2 separate regions of the Homo sapiens genome follow, and region 1 is linked to region 2. Evidence: chromatin loops called from intact Hi-C (ENCODE). Cell type or tissue: CD4-positive, alpha-beta T cell. All regions are shown on one strand.

Region 1 (8,000 bases), 88 kb before region 2:
TTTTTAAATGTCTGTGTTCTAAATGTGAAATGCACTTTGCTCATTTTAAAGTTCATAATACTAACTGCCAACTGACACCACTTCTCGCTCCCTTTCTTCTCTTGAACTCATTTTTCTCCCTTTTTATTTACCCCCTTCAAATTACTTCATTCTTTGGAAATAACTATTACCAAGCCCCATTCTTCAAAATAAGTAAACATTGTATAGAGCCAAGTTCTGCAAAAGATCCATACCAGTTCACTCGTGTGCGACTGTGGACAGGTAAGTCACTTTGGTCTCTATGAACCTCAGTTTTCCAGATCTTTGAAATGAGCACTTGGATGCCTATCCTTGCTTCCACACAAGTGTTTTTTTTTTTTTTTTTTTTTTTTTGTGAGAATCGATTGAAATAGTATATGAAGTGGTTTGAAAATAGGTACAAACTATTGACATTTCAATGTCAGAGAGTGATACCTGTAGTAGTATAGGCAAAGGTCCAACCCCATCGAAAGGCTTAAACATTTACCTTTTCTGAAAAACTATTGAAATATAAAGAGAGTCCCCAGTCACAGGGGCAACTTCTGTAACCAAATCCAGATCTGAGGAAACTCCTGTAACCCCATTTGGGGTTTCTTTCTAAGCCAATAGGGTTACAGGTTGGTACAGTGACACATTGAGAATGGGGCTACAAATACTTTTCCCACCATCTAGGATGAAATACACGAAATCCTGTTGAAATCTTGGTTTTTATGCCTTTGCTCATCAGAATAAACGTAAATGCTGAAAAACAAATAACCTCCTGATCCACTGTCTTGCCTCCTGGTGAGAAATGATTCTATCCCCTGTTTATTGGGAAATTTCCAAAGTTGTTCATCACTTAAATGCCGTATTCAAAGGGAACATGGAAGGATGAAGCGGAGAAAGTGCCTTCGAGACATTCACACATTTCTCTGGACTCAGTCTGTTAACATATCAGGGAGCTTGTCAGATCACACCTTTTTGCCTTGGAAATCCTACAGATTTCCTGTACGCCTTCATATCTGATTCTTCCCTAAAACCTTTGGGTATGATTTCCTCCCTGGTCTTGATAATGTCCTGCAGTCTGTGTTTTATAATTATTCTTTGTATTTATTGAATCTAGACTTTAAGTTATTCAGAGATCAGACCAGAACCTTAGAGTTTCTAAACTGTATGTGGATATTAAATAATATTAATAATGAAAGAGCTACCAAAATAGTCTATATTGTGTGAACAATCTCTTGGGATATTAGACGTGTTTAAAGACCAGTGTTGCTGCTATTTTTAATATTTTGGTTAATTTAAGTGAAATGTACATATTTTAATTTGAAGATTTATCTTGCCCATCAGAATGTGAAGATATACTTGCATATATTTTGACATATTTCATGGAAAATAAAAATGATAATCCACTTTGTGAGTGTAAGTGAATGTATTCATATGTATGTTATTATAAATGATTTTTGTTTGCACTGATGATGAAATGAGAGTTTTGGGGGCTTTTTATACATTTATATCGACTGGTCTCTAAATCTCCTATTTTGTTTTCTTATCATTTTTGAAATACAGTTCCCATTACATGAGTTTTAAATAGATTGGTGTTTCATTTTGTATTATGCTACTACTAGATGTTGATTCTCTGGTATTGTAAAATAAAATGTGCTCCAAAAACCCAAACCCTTGGACTTTATGAGCTTTCCTTTCTCTGGTTTTGCTGATTCCCCACAAAGATTCTTTCAGTTTATGGCACTTGCCCCTTATTTAAAGAGCAGAGTTTATTTCACTTCAGTGTAAAAGAAATTCAGCATGTGTATTATACACAATATAGGCACATGAACTTAAGCCATTTAATTTGGTAAAGTCTCAAAGAGTCTTCCAGGATTTACCTGTCTTCCTCCTACTTCAGGTTGGTTTCTCCTGTAAGATTAATAAGATAAATACTCTTGTTTGCTTGATTACTTTATGGAAGTAGTTTTCAATAGGGTAGGTTGAACTTTTTATCTCAGGTCCCTCACTTCCTGGAAAATCAATATTCTTCCCTTTCTACCTTTTTTTTTTTTTTTTTTTTTTTTGAGATGGAGTCTCGCACTGTCACCCAGACTAGAGTGCAGTGGTGCGATCTCGGCTCACTGCAACCTCCGCCTCCCGGGATCAAGCAATTCTCCTGCCTCAGCCTCCCAAGTAACTGGGATTACAGGTGCCCGCCACCATGCCCAACTAATTTTTTGTATTTTTAGTAGAGACAGGGTTTCACTATGTTGGCCAGGCTGGTCTCAAACTCCTGACCTCGTGATCCTCCCAAAGTGCTGGGATTACAGGCATAAGCCAAGGCACCCAGCCAAGATTCTTCCCTTTCTTTGAAGGACTCCTGCCTTGGTTGTGAGCACGCAGACACCCCCAGTGTCCCCAGGCCTTGCTGGTGGAGGATTCCTGATGAGCTTCTGCTCTGTTCTCCCAGCTCTACTGAGCTGAGTATTTGTTATCATCAACCCCCACCCGCTGAGAAGCTCCCTGGCCATTTTTCTTTCACCATTTCTAAACCCATAACAGTCACCAGCCTACCCAGTATGTAGATATGCCAGGGGTTTGCATATTTCACTCACAAATCTCAATCCATCTCAAGGAATTTGGGGCATTTGGGGAATCTTCAACCTAAAAAAATAAACACTATACTCAACCTAAGGTTAATTCTAGCTCTTACCAAGCTGGACAACTGTGCAAATTCACAGTAATTTCAGGAACAGGGGACTATTTTTTGGTGCCAGTGGTGGTGAGGCAGGTCTATACACAGCATCATATTAAAGACTGATTTGATTCCTACATAAGTTTCATATTTTTTTGTTCCCATTGGCACCTACAAATCTACACCTAAATTGGGACAATTGGCTTCTAGTTACATGAAACTGATTATGAGGAAACTGTGGCAAGAGAGAATGAATAGATGATTGTAAATTTGTTCTCAGTACTGGAAAAAAAATCTGGTGATGCAAAACAAACGGCTTCAGAGACAGATGATCAGGGTGTTAACCCACGTGGACACACCAAAGCCACAGGAAGACTCTTCATCGGGCCTTACATACAACCTTCCCACAGAGCAGCAAAGCACGCCCTCCTGGAGCACCCTCGGTTGAATCATGCATAAGACAAACAGCCAGAAAAGAATCTCAGGGAAAATCATGGCCAGGAACCTGGGTAAATTTATTTTTTTGTTCTTCTTGTTTCTTGTTTTGTTCTTTGTTGTTTCTCATAGAACAATAAAGGAAATTAAACAGAAACCACGTATATTCATAATTCTAACATCCTGACAAAAGCATTATAGTTCTCTGAATGCTCTTATCTACATACACGTGTTTTGACATTTGCCCGCACTGCCAATATTTTTACAATCACTCTGCCATGTTGCTACATGGTCTTTATGGCTATGTAATGGTCATACCACAATTCACTCAGCCTCTACTTTACTGTAGGACATTTGAATTGTAAACTACTTTTTTTTTTTGCTGTCATAAATAACAGTGCTATGAACAGTGTTGTTCGTACAGCTTCTCCTTGAATTACTTCCTTATGATGCATTTCCATGAGAGAAATTATAATCCTGAAGAGAATGGAGTTTTTAATTGATTGTTTTTCATGTATGTTTGTTATAAATCAACTTCTCAGAAACTGTGCAGGATGCTTGGTTGATGTATACAACTACAGCCTCTACTTATGTGAAATTGTATTCATTTATTCTGATAAATGGCTCTTCAGATTCTCAAAGTAAGCCAAGACTTTTGCCTAAAACAAGGAAGTAGTTTTTCCTCTAGCAGATAAAAGATGGTGTTTTAATGCATGGGTAGTAAAGAGCTATTTCAGAATAATGTTCTTAAAGGCTTAACTTTGATGACTGACTCCATTCCAGGAAGGATCTAGAAGTTGCTAGTTCCTTCTAATATCCATTCTTTCTGGCATCCCTGGTTATATTCTGAGCAACAATGTGACCAGCTGTTAATTCCCAGCTTCCCTTTCAACTATGGGGTGGTGGGCAAATGAGTTTAAAGCCTAAGTCACTGGGTGGGACATCTGAGAGTGCGCTTGGAAGGTAATTTACCTAGCTTGCCTTCTCCCCATCTCTCTTGCTTTTTCCTGTGCCTAGAATGTTTGTTATAGCTGAAATTTCAGCAACCATTTTAAAACCATGAGGATGGGAGTTATATGGCAGGGACAGAGTGAAAATATGACATCTGAATCATCCAAGACTACCTACCTGCAGTCTCCTTTTATGTAAGGAAAAACTTGGTATGTGCTTTAAGCCACTGTCATCTCAAGTCTCTATTACTAACAGCTGGACATGATCCCTAACTTACACAATGTTTGTCTAGGACACTGGTTTTCAAACTCCAGTCTGCATCAGAATCATCTGGAGGCCTTCTAAAACACAGATTGCTCCCCGCCTTTCCCTCTTTCTCATTAAAGGGGAGGGAGATTTGCATTTCTAACAAGTTCCTAAGTGAGATTGATGCTGTTCTAAACTATGCTTTGAGAACCACTGTTAGGATATCTTTCCTGAACATTATTTCAACATTGCAAGCATTAGGCTGATTTTAATATTTAGAAACCACCAAATTTTGCAATAAGCATACATACCTCTTGATCCTAAGACACTATAGTTAAAAGTTCAGAAATATTTTATATGCTGTTTTATATGCTTTCTCTACATTGTTGAAGAGGTAGCTATCTATATTTTTAAAATAATGACCAAATTTGATGCATTTCTGTAACTATAGGTCCTCCTAAAATTGTTTTCAACCGCATGGCTGCCATACTTGTAACTATTTTATAAAATACAATGAAAAACAAATGAATTTTGGAGGGTGTGAGTAACCTGAAATCATGGGGGTGAAATCTCGAGTTCAGACGTATGTGTAATTCTATAAAACAAAGATGTATGCTAGTGAGATGGCCTCTACCCAGCTAAGAAAAAATTTCCATGGGAAAAAAATTATGAACTCTAAGGAGAATACAAAGTGGTGCAGGTGTAGCTTGGCTAGAGATAGAGTTTACATACTCAGGATCGTGTAAATGTTAAATATTGACCTAATCAATGCTACTGATATAATTTACAGGCAACATGAGGGGATAGAAAGGATGAATATGTTGGGTAGGAGTGTGGGTGGGTGTGAAAGACATCAAAATCATCTCAATGATCGGACTAGGTAGACAATGCCTGTAACTGAAAAACCAAATAGAGGAATAGAAAGATGTCACTCCAATTTGTGGAAGCAAAACCAAAAGAACCACTTCAGAGAGTTACTAGTCACCTCCAAGGAAAGGAAAGGGGGAATGCTGATTCTGTTTTGCAACAAGCCTTGCAACCAGGTCTTTAAACTTTGAAATAAAAACTGGGGAAACAAATAATTAACTGGTAAGGAAAAAGACATGATCTGTGATCAGACTGCTTGTAATCTAATAGCTAGTGCAAAGAACCAGAAACCTTATAAGGGTGGCTAGTGTTTCTGTCTACTCAGCCCTTCTTCCATCCCAGAATCTTCAGAGCACAAAGAGCCCTCCTGGCTACTGAGGTGGTCACGTGACCCAAGCTGGGCCAATTACAGCCTCTCACAGCCAAGGCCACACTAATTGGTCTAAGGAGTGGGCGCCTGATCTAAACGGGGCTAATCAGGGCTCTTGGGACTTGTTAAATTCCTGCCAGAGAATAAGAACCTCTTGTTCCTTTTTCTTTTTTAATCACAAAACATAAGGATGTGGGCTTGCTAGCCCAGCACAGCTCTCTCTGTGTCCACACCCCACTACTTGGACAAGTTTGTATCAGCGAATTAATGTTCCAAAAGGAACAGGGAAGAGAAAGACAATGACAGAGGGGGTCCTCGAGATGTTCAAGGCAGTCAATCAATCATTGGTGACACCAGCTCCACCTGCCCTTAGGTTCATTTACACAGCCCAATTCAATCTCTCCTTTTTGTGTGTTTACACAAAATTAAATTAAAGTTCACTTATGGTCATAAAAACTACCTTGTAGTCATAATACACAGTGGAATACCAAACAAAACTTATGGAAAGTTTCAAGCAAACACAAACAGAGAGAGAGAAGAGCATGATGAATCCCAACATCCTCATCACTCAGACCCACTATTGTCAATATTTTGACAATCCTATTTCATCTATCCACCCCTTCACCCCATTTTCCCACAGAAATATTTTAAAATAATTCTAGATATCAAATTATTTTACTTGTTAATAATAGATTGAACCATATGAAACTGCTGTTTTTGTAGGTCAGAAGTGGTCAACTATTGGCAATATTCTGTGTTCTGACCTAATATTTCAACAGTGTCAGGTCCACGGCCACGACTATGCCAAATGTCCTGCTTGGGGTTAGATTCCAGCCTCAGCTGAGGTCTGAGGCAAGTGGGTGGATGGGCGAATAGCTGAAAGAACACTCGGGGGGCTGTAAGTAGGTGAAATGTAATTTTATTCAGCAGCTCTCTCATCAGCAGCTCTCTTACACTGTCCACCTGTCTGCTCTGGCTCTGTGGCTCCTGCCACTCCCATGCTTGCAGCTGCACTCCCTGGCCTGCAAGGCCAGCCACAGGGTCAGCAGCCTAACTCTTTCCCTCTGGGCACAAGCCAGTTCCTGGCTCCCCCTCTGTCTGCCTTCGAAGCAACTGGCTCTCCCTTACAGGGGTCCCCAGCATTACTCTCTCTCTGGGCAGCAGCACGCAAGCTGTGCCGTGCCATGCCGTGCCGTGCCATGCCAAACTGAGCCCCGTGCACAGCATCTGCAGGGCAGTTATACCTTCTACAGACAATAGGGGCTCAGAGCCAAGTATGAACTTACACAAACAGGTTATATAACAAGTGGAGTATGCACCTGTGCCCTAAACTCGCTGAGTCACTCTGGCCTGGATGTCCACCTCGGCCTATTCCTTGACCAAAGCACATCCATGTACCTTATGAGTCTCCTAACTGCCAAAAACTCTTTTTTCCTGACATAACCACTAAGCCATTATCACACCTAACAAAATTAAGAATAATTCCTTAATGTCTAACAGTGAAACCATTTTCAAAATTTTCCAACTGTATCATATGTGTCTTTGTATTCACCATTTGTTTAAATCAGGATCCAAACAAGGTCTACACATTAATTTAGTGAAAATAACTTTGTAAGTGATCTTACTCTCATTTAGCACTGTCACTTAAAAGGAACCTAGGCAACTAATATGGAATGGTGGACAATCTTCAATCAACAACATTTAGAAGAATTGTCTCAGCTCCTTGTGTATATTACTAAATATACATATATTGCATTAATATGTTATATATATAAAATCTTACAGATTCCAGGCATTGTGATTTTGCTTCACAGGTTTTCTGCATTTGCTTTTATGAAGTAATTGCCAGTATCATGCCAGGAAATGAGAAAGGGCCCCAGGGAGGCCAACAGATATGGCTGAGGTCACCAGCTAATAACTGTCAGAGCTGAGATTGGGATTTTAAGTTGTGTGGCTCCCAAGTCCAAGCTCTTCGTTGCTATACCCAACCTGTGCTTTTTGCGCTGGTCCTGGTGAGCATTAATATGCCAGACAAATGCCTATTAATATTTTATTCCACAAATGTCTCGGTCAGCTCAAGGTGCTGTAACAAATGCACCACAGGCTAGATGACTTAAACATTTATTTCTCACGCTTGTGGAAGCTGGGAAGTCTAAGAACAAGGTGCTGGCAGATCTGGTGTGTGGTTAGGGCTCTCTCCCTGGTTTGCAGGTGGCTGTCTTCTCATTATATCCTCGTATGTCTGAGAGCAGAGATTGAGAGCAAGCTTCTGTGTCTCTTCTTATAAGGGCACTAATCCCATTTATGGGAGCTCTACCCTTATGACCTAATTGCCTCTCAAAGGCTCTATCTCCTCTTATGAGCACATTGGGGGTTAGGATTTCAACATACGAATTTGGGGGAGGGAAGACACAAACATTCAGTCTATAGCAACAAAGTACTGAGATCTTG
Region 2 (8,000 bases):
AGCTTTGTTCTTTTTACTTAGGATTGCTCTTGCTATTTGGGCTCTTTTTTTTTATTATTCATTATGAATCAGGATTTTTTTAATTTTATGAAGAATGACAGTATTTTGATTGGAATTACATTGAATCTATAGATTGCTTTGGGCAGTATACTCATTTTAATGATATTAATTCTTCCAATCCATGAACATGGGAGGTTTTTCCATTTGTTTGTGTCATCTAAAATTTCTTTCCTCAGTGTTTTTTGGGTTTTTTTGTAGAGGTATTTCACCTCCTTGGTTAAATACATTCCTAGGGTGGTTTTTTTTTGCTGTTGTTGTTTGTTTTGTTTGTTTTGTTTTGTTTTAGCTATTGTAAAAGGCATTGCCTTCTTGATTTGGTTATCAGCTTGATCATTACTGGTATATAGAAATGCTACTGATTTTTGCAGGTTGATTTTTTATCATAAAACTTTACTGAATTTATTCATAAAATCTAAGAGTTTTTTGGTGGAGTCTTTGGGGTTTTCTAGAAATAAGATCATATCATCAATGAACAGGAATAATTTGACTTCCTCTTTTCTAACTTGTATGACTTTTATTTTTTTCTCTTGCCCAATTTCTCTGGCTTTGAGTAGTATGTTGAATATAGGAATGGTGAAAGTAGGCATTATTTTCTTGTTCCAGCTCTTAGATGGAACACATTCAACTTTTTCCCATTCAGTATGATGTTGGCTGTGGGACTGTCATACACAGCCTTTATTATTTTGAGGTATGTTCCTTCTATGCTTAGTTTGAAGGCTTTTATCATGAAGGAATTTCAGTAAATGCTTTTTCTGCATCTATTGAGATGATCATGTGTGGTTTTTGTCCTTCTCTTTATGTGATGAGTCACATTTATTGATGTGCATATGTTGAAACAACCTTGCCTCCCTAGTGTAAAACCACTTGATCATGGTATATTATCTTTTTGATGTGCTGTTGGATTTGGTTTGCTAGTATTTTGTTGGGGATTTTTGCATCTATATTTACCAGAGATATTGGTCTTTAGTTTTTTTGTTTTTTTTCTCTTATGACCTTGTCTAGTTCTGGTATTTGAGTGGTACTGGCCTCATAGAATGAGTTAGGAAAAATTTCCTCTTAGATTTTTTTAAAATCTAAGCAGAGGCTGGGCACAGTGGCTCACGCCTGTAATGCCAGCACTTTGGGAGGCTGAGGCAGGCGGATCAAGAGGTCAGAAGTTCGAGACCAGCCTGACCAACATGGTGAAACTCCGTCTCTACTAAATTACAAAAATTAGCTGGGAGTGGTGGCATGCGCCTGTAATCCCTGCTACTCAGGAGGCTAAGGCAGGAGAATTGCTTGAACCTGGGAGACAGAGGTTGCAGTGAGCACTCCAGCCTGGGTGACAGAGCGAGACTCAGTCAAAAAAAAAAAACAAAAAACAAAAAACACCAAAAGCAAGCAGGAATAGCTATACTTACATCACATAAAACAGACTTTAGCTGGGCGCGATGGCTCACTCCTGTAATCCCAGCACTTTGGGAGGCTGAGGCAGGTGGATCACGAGGTCAGGAGATCGAGACCATCCTGGCTAACACAGTAAAACCCCGTCTCTAATAAAAGTACAAAAAAAATTAGCCAGGCATGGTGGCGGGCGCCTGTAGTCCCAGCTACTCGGGAGGCTGAGGCAGAAGAATGGTGTGAACCCAGGAGGTGGAACTTGCAGTGAGCTGAGATCACACCACTGCACTCTAGCCTGGGCGACAGAGCGAGACTCCGTTTAAAAAAAAAAAAAAAAAAAGCAAAAACAAAAAAAACAGACTTTAGGGCCAGGTGTGGTGGCTTACACTTGTAATCCCAGCACTTTGGGAGGCCGAGGCAAGTGGATCACTTGAGGTCAGGAGTTCAAGACCAGCCTGGCCAGCCTGGTGAAAACCTGTCTCTATTAAACATATAAAAATTAGCTGGGCATGGTGGCAGGCACCTGTAATCCCAGCTCCTCGGGAAGCTGAGGCAGGAGAATCACTTAAACCTAGAAGGCGGAGGTTGCAGTGAGCCAAGATTGCACCACTACACTCCAGCCTGGGTGACGGAGCAAGACTCTATCTCAAAACAAAACAAAACAACACACACACACACACACACACACACACACACACTTTAAATCAAAAACAATTTAATAAAAACACACAAAGAAGGTCATTATATAATGATAAAGGAATGAATTCAGCAAGAGGATATAACAATCCTAAATATATATGCACCCAACACCAAAGCACCCAGGGTCATAAAACAAATATTAGCAGACCCATAGAAAGAGATAGACAGCAATACAGTAGTGGGGGACTTCAATACCACAGTCATAGCACTAGACAGGTCATCGAGACTGAAAAATAACAAAAAAAAAAGGACTTAATTGTTCTTTTGACCAAATAGACTTAGAATGTTATAGACTAATCTGCACACCAACTGTAGAATATATGTTCTTATCAGCACACGGAACATTCTCCAAGACAGACCATATTTTAGACCACAAAACAAGTCTCAACAAATTTTTAAAAATCAAAATCATATCAAGTATCTTCTCAAACTACAGCAGAATAAAACTAGAAATCAACAACAAGAGGAATTTTTGAAACTATTCAAATACATGGAAATTAAACAACATGTTCCTGAACGATCACTGGGTCAATGAATAAATTAAGGTGTAAATTTAAAACTTTTTTGAAATGAATTAAAACAGAAACACAACATACCAAAACCTCTGGGGTACAGCAAAAACAATGCTAAGAGGGAATTTTATAGCATTAAATGCCTGCATCAAAAAAAAAATAGATCAAAAATTAACAACTTCATGTTGCATCTCAAGGAACCAGAAAAACAAGAACAAACCAAACCCAAATTTGCCAGTAGAAAAGAAATCACAAAGATCAGAGCCGAAGTAAATGAAATAGAGACACTAGTGTTATTCCCCGATAACTGTGAGTCTATCTCAGCATTTGCTTATTGGAAGACCCAAACTGACACCAAGTTAGTCTGTAGATTAAATGATACATCTGGCAGAGTGCCCACCCAAGAATTAAATTTTGTCTAAGTTCATCTTGCCATCTTCCTAGCGACAAAATAATAGAAATGCAAATAATCCCAAATAGTGAATGATCTGAGACACTACCTAGATTTAGGTCTCGGGTCCTGACTGTACACATTAACATAGGATTAGTTAGCTTTTTCTAAGTGTGCCAGCACGTCAGAGGTGCTCAGGGAATACGTTGTAAGGGACATAGATTTCTAACCCTGTCAGTAAAATGGAAATGCCAAACTGTCACTTTATCTCCTTCTGGTAATTTGGTTGACTAATTCGATGTTAGATTCTGGTATCTTGACAAGCTTAGCGTTAGCCAGTTACTGGGATGATTTCCAATGCTTAAGGCAGTAATGCCTTATTTCTGCTTTAGCAGTAATGTGACCAGTGCATAACACTCATTAAGGGGTAATGCAGCATTTAATTAATGAGGGGAACTTTCCCCTGAGAGTGCATAGAGGAGATAGCCCAGAGCACAGAGGAGTGTAAGAATCTGGAAGTGACCTGACACTCTGCGCCAAAGCCGCATGGGGTTTATTGGACCCCGGCTCATCCTGGCTTCCTGCGGTGTTGGCAAATTGAAGCCCTCCGGAAGGCATCTTTGGTTTAACCAGCTCAAACTGTTTTGCTCTTTCTGATCTCCACAGAGGATGAGAGGAGCAGGCAGAAATCAGTTGAATTTGTTTTGTGGTAAGAGTTTCTACCAGGAAATGACTGCTCTGGGTTTCCACCAGCTTCAGCAGGAGGGTTAGTTAAATCATTATCCTGCTGGCTGGCATTTAGTCAGTGGACGCCTTTAATCCACAAGGCAGTTTCTAAAGTGTTCAGCTGAAAACAAAGATGCTCTTTACCCCACTCTCTAATGGGGTCCCAACCAGGGTCATTAACTGTCAACCAGCAGATACCGGGTCAGCTTCAGAGGAACTTACATTAGCTGTGCCATTTCCTTTGGAGCTTGACTGGTAGTCATTGACTTTTTTCACCTCATTTCCCGTAGCACTGAAGCAGTTCCGTTGGTAATAGCTGACTCAGGAAACCCAGGGAGCTGCCTAGTGGTGATAGCCATGCCTTGTTTTCCAGAAGCACAAGCCACAAATGGACATATGCCATCTACTAATTGTACTATTGCTGATTTGTATTTATTACATCTCAGAGTAAGTAACAGGCTATGCAGAGCCCCCTAGTGTTTGACTCCACAGAAATGGTATTGATCTGTCAAAGTTTCTTTACTTATCAGTATGAAACAGTATTGTGTAAGCTCTTTGCTCCAAAAGGCCATTATGAAAAGAGGCAATAACAACATGGTACGCCAGACGTGATATGCCGATGCCTCTTGCTTTGCGAGAAAAGACTAGATGGCGAGGTCCCTAGTAGACACAAAGGTTCTGGCCAGGATTTTTAATGGCCAGTTGTATAAATAATTAAGTGAGGAAGAGTAGAGAGTATCTTAGTGTATTCATTTCCTGCTGCCGTTGTAACAAGTGACCACAAATGTAGTGCCTTAAAGCAATACAAATTAACATACAGTTCTAGAAGTCAGAAATCTGACTGGGTCTCACTGGACTAAAACGTGTCAGCACGGCTGTGTTACTTCTAGGGGTCTAGGGGACATCTGTTTCCTTGCCTTTTCCAGCTTCTAGAGGCTTCCTGCATTCCTTGGCTTATGACCCCCAGTCAGCAATCCTCTGCGGCTGTAGTCACATCTTCTCTGACTCTCCTGCCTCCTTCCTTCCCTCCTAAGGACCCTTGTGATAATATTGGGCCCACCAGATAATCCAAAATAATCTCCTCCAATGCAAATCTCTTAATTTAATCACATCTGCAAAGTCCCTTTTGCCATGTAAGGAACCACATTCCCAGGTCCCAGGGAAAAAGACATGGATAGCTGTGGAAAGCCATCATTCTGACTACCACACCTATTAAGGTAATTGCTGTTCTTCCCTCTCAACATTCGAGTTCTTTCAAGTTCCTTTTGCCATGGGAAGACAAAATAGCAATGTAGATATGGTCCCTCAGAGACACAGAATCTCATCTTCCATTGTCAAATGCAGTTTCAATTACTCAGGCAACGGCCATTTTAAAGGACCATAAAAGATAATGGCACCTCCTGGCTGAACAGATGGCCTCTTAGCACAGTTCCGAGTTAGATGTGATAACAGTTTCACGGCTGGGAAGCAAGTGGGGCAAGAGATGGGACTGTTGGAAGGGTAAGATGGTCTCTGAATTGAATCCTCTGCCTTAATGTCCCCTGAGTTTCTGGGTTATCTGGAAAACCCTCCTAGGAGAAGTCAAGGAGCCTCAAAAAGCAAGAACACCCTCTTCTTTAACTGCCCTCTCCACCCTGAAAAGTTGAGATGTGACAGAATGAAAAGAGCACCAGCTTTGGAGTCAGACAGAAAGGCGTTCCAATCTCTGTGTGACCTGCAGCATGTTTCTTAATCTCTCTGGGCCTTATTGTCCTCACCTGTAAAATGAAAATAATATCTACCTCTTAGGTATCTGATATTTATATCAGAAACAATGTATGTAAAGTTCAAAGGATGCTGTTGGGCTTATGGTAGGTGCTCAAAAATAGTAAGTACTATTATTATAGTAGTAGTCGTCGTCATTGTTGAGGATCTGTTGTTACAACAGGAAGTAGAGATTGGAGTCAAAAGTCTGCCATGAAAATTTTAACTGGTTGATATTTCTCACATTAGTACCACCACTAGACATTTGACCAAAGCACGTGAGAAAACTTAAGGGCAAGGATGATAAACAAAAATGACTCTCTCTCTCTACACTTCCACCCCCGATTTCCTGTGCTCTCCCTATCCAAACACTCCTCTGGAAGAAGTCTTGATGGTACCTTCTTAGGCTGTAAGGAAAAGAATTGAACACAGTAATATCCTCAGCCTTGAAGATGTTCAGATTTACCCAGTGGGAAACAATTTCATTCTTCAAATTATTTGCTGAATTAATCTAATTTTATTCCCTTCCATCAAATTTTCAGGTTGGAAGAGGTCCCATCTGCTCTTCCACTGTTGAGAACTAACTGATATCGAATCATATTGGTGGAGCTCAAAATGTCACTGGCAATGCCGACGGGAGGTCGTGACTTTAGATCTACAGCCACACGGGCTTACCTTCAACCCAGCCCACTCAGTTCCTGGCATAGATGGACAAGTCAAAGACTCCCCTAAAGAGTGGGCCCTTTCGTCTGGCAAAAAAAAATAGATGAGAGTAGAATGTCTGCCTCTTGAGGATTAACCTGCTCCAAAATAAGCCCAAGGAAGCTAACTGACCACACTTAATTCCTTCCACTAAATTTACCAACCGGAAACTCCCCTTCCTCCCAAGGGCAAGAATGTGTGGAGGTGATGGGATAGGCTAGGAAAGTTATGGTAGCAGGAATTCCTTTCTCTCTATCAAAACCTGAGTCCAGGATCACTCACAGTGGGGGGAAGCCAGCTGCCATGTCATGATACTCTCAAGAAACCCTACGGAAATGTCCTTGTAGTAAGGAATTGCAGCCTCCTGCTAACAACCAGCACTAGCTTGCCAGTCATATGTGTGAGCCACTTTGGAAACAGATCCTAGTCCCAGCCAAGCCTTCAAATGCCAGAGCCTATTGTGAGGGATGGGGTTTGTCAGGCAGATCAGATCTGCATTTGACAAGCAGCAAATCAATGAAGTAGATACCTGCACAGCTGAAAGTGGAGGGAGAAGATACAATTGATGTGTTGGGCAGCAAAAAAGGAGGCATCTATTTAAAAAAGAGTACTTGCTAGCCAGGCATGGTGGCGCATGCCTGTAATCCCACCTGCTTGGGAGGCTGAGGCAGGAGAATCACTTGAACCCAGGAGGTAGAGATTGCGGTGAGCTGAGATCGTGCCATTGCACTCCAGCCTGGGCAACAAGAACGAAACTCCATCTCAAAAAAAAAAAAAAAAAGTACCTGCTACTTGAACCCAGAACTGTGTTCTACAGACAAAGACACATTCTCAGTTAGAAAACTACAATTTCGTTCCAGGATACGCTAACAAGTAGAGTTTAGTTTTCTTTATTCTTTCATTTTCTTTAATTTATATGTCTGTGTACAAGCACGCTGCTTTTGTTCTTGGGCTTATTAAATTATTTTTACTGAATGGCCAGTGATATGTTTTGATTGGCATCAAATGGAAATGGGGTGGGGAGAAACCGTTTTTGTTAAAATGCTCCTTTTCTCCATTAATGGCATGGAAATTTAACTTTAATTTTTTTAATGAAAAGTCTCACATATTTATTACTGAACCCAGGCAACCAATGCATTCATAACAGATTCAGAGAGAAAAAATGTATGCCAAATAAAACATGTCCAACTCTCCAGATAATGGTGACATTTTCAGCTTGATATGGTAATGTGATTGTGACGCTCAGACAACATAAATATGTGTGCCATCTCATGTGCAATTACTAATAGACCCAGCTTAGTTCTTCTCCAATGTCTCCTTTTGGAGTTGTACCTGATTTTATTACCAGTTTTCATCTGAATCCACTGGGGAATGGAACGGTTTTGCTTTTGTTTCTTGGCCATGAATCGCTTAATTCTGAAAGTCTTGTGAGAAGATCTGGTGAGAAGCACAGTCAAGTACACACCACGATGGCGGAGAAAAAAAGAGAAGGGGCTTGACACTTTTTTTTTTCTTTTGAGACAAAGTTTTGCCTTGTTGCCCAGGCTAGAGTGCAATGGTGCCATCTCGGTTCACTGCAACCTGCGCCTCCTGGGTTCAAGCAATTCTCTGGCCTCAGACTTCCGTAGAGCTGGGATTACAGGTGCCCGCAACCAAACCCAGCTAATTTTTGTATTTTTGGTAAAGACGAGATTTCACCATGTTAACCAGCCTGTTCTCAAACTCCTGATTATTGTTTCTGCTATTAGCTGTCAGTCCTCTTCACTGTGGTATGAACAAGATTATTT

What was found. Hi-C counts contacts between places; a loop is a spot of excess contacts. Peaks named below come from ENCODE experiments on the same cell type or tissue, not always from the same donor. Only the 100,000 strongest peaks of a DNase experiment are listed, where the experiment ranks them.
Region 1: it touches region 2 in a loop (2.2-fold over the local background); 5 of 110 quality-filtered maps call a loop at or near these places.

The regions. Positions count from the first base shown.
Region 1 is chr5:75,019,020-75,027,019 of GRCh38, reverse strand. GCNT4 (glucosaminyl (N-acetyl) transferase 4) reads left to right here. Exons shown (of 4, transcript NM_001366737.1): 4 at 1-1,674. Among named protein-coding and RNA genes, the nearest start is that of GCNT4, 30 kb to the left of the region's middle. In CD4-positive, alpha-beta T cell, no CTCF peak of the experiment used is centred here; a DNase peak (open chromatin) is centred at 3,059; H3K27ac peaks cover 342 bases.
Region 2 is chr5:74,931,314-74,939,313 of GRCh38, reverse strand. It overlaps the pseudogene RPL39P21. Among named protein-coding and RNA genes, the nearest start is that of FAM169A, 69 kb to the right of the region's middle. In CD4-positive, alpha-beta T cell, a CTCF peak has its summit at 4,254 (motif pointing left); a DNase peak (open chromatin) is centred at 4,163; H3K4me3 peaks cover 921 bases; H3K27ac peaks cover 999 bases.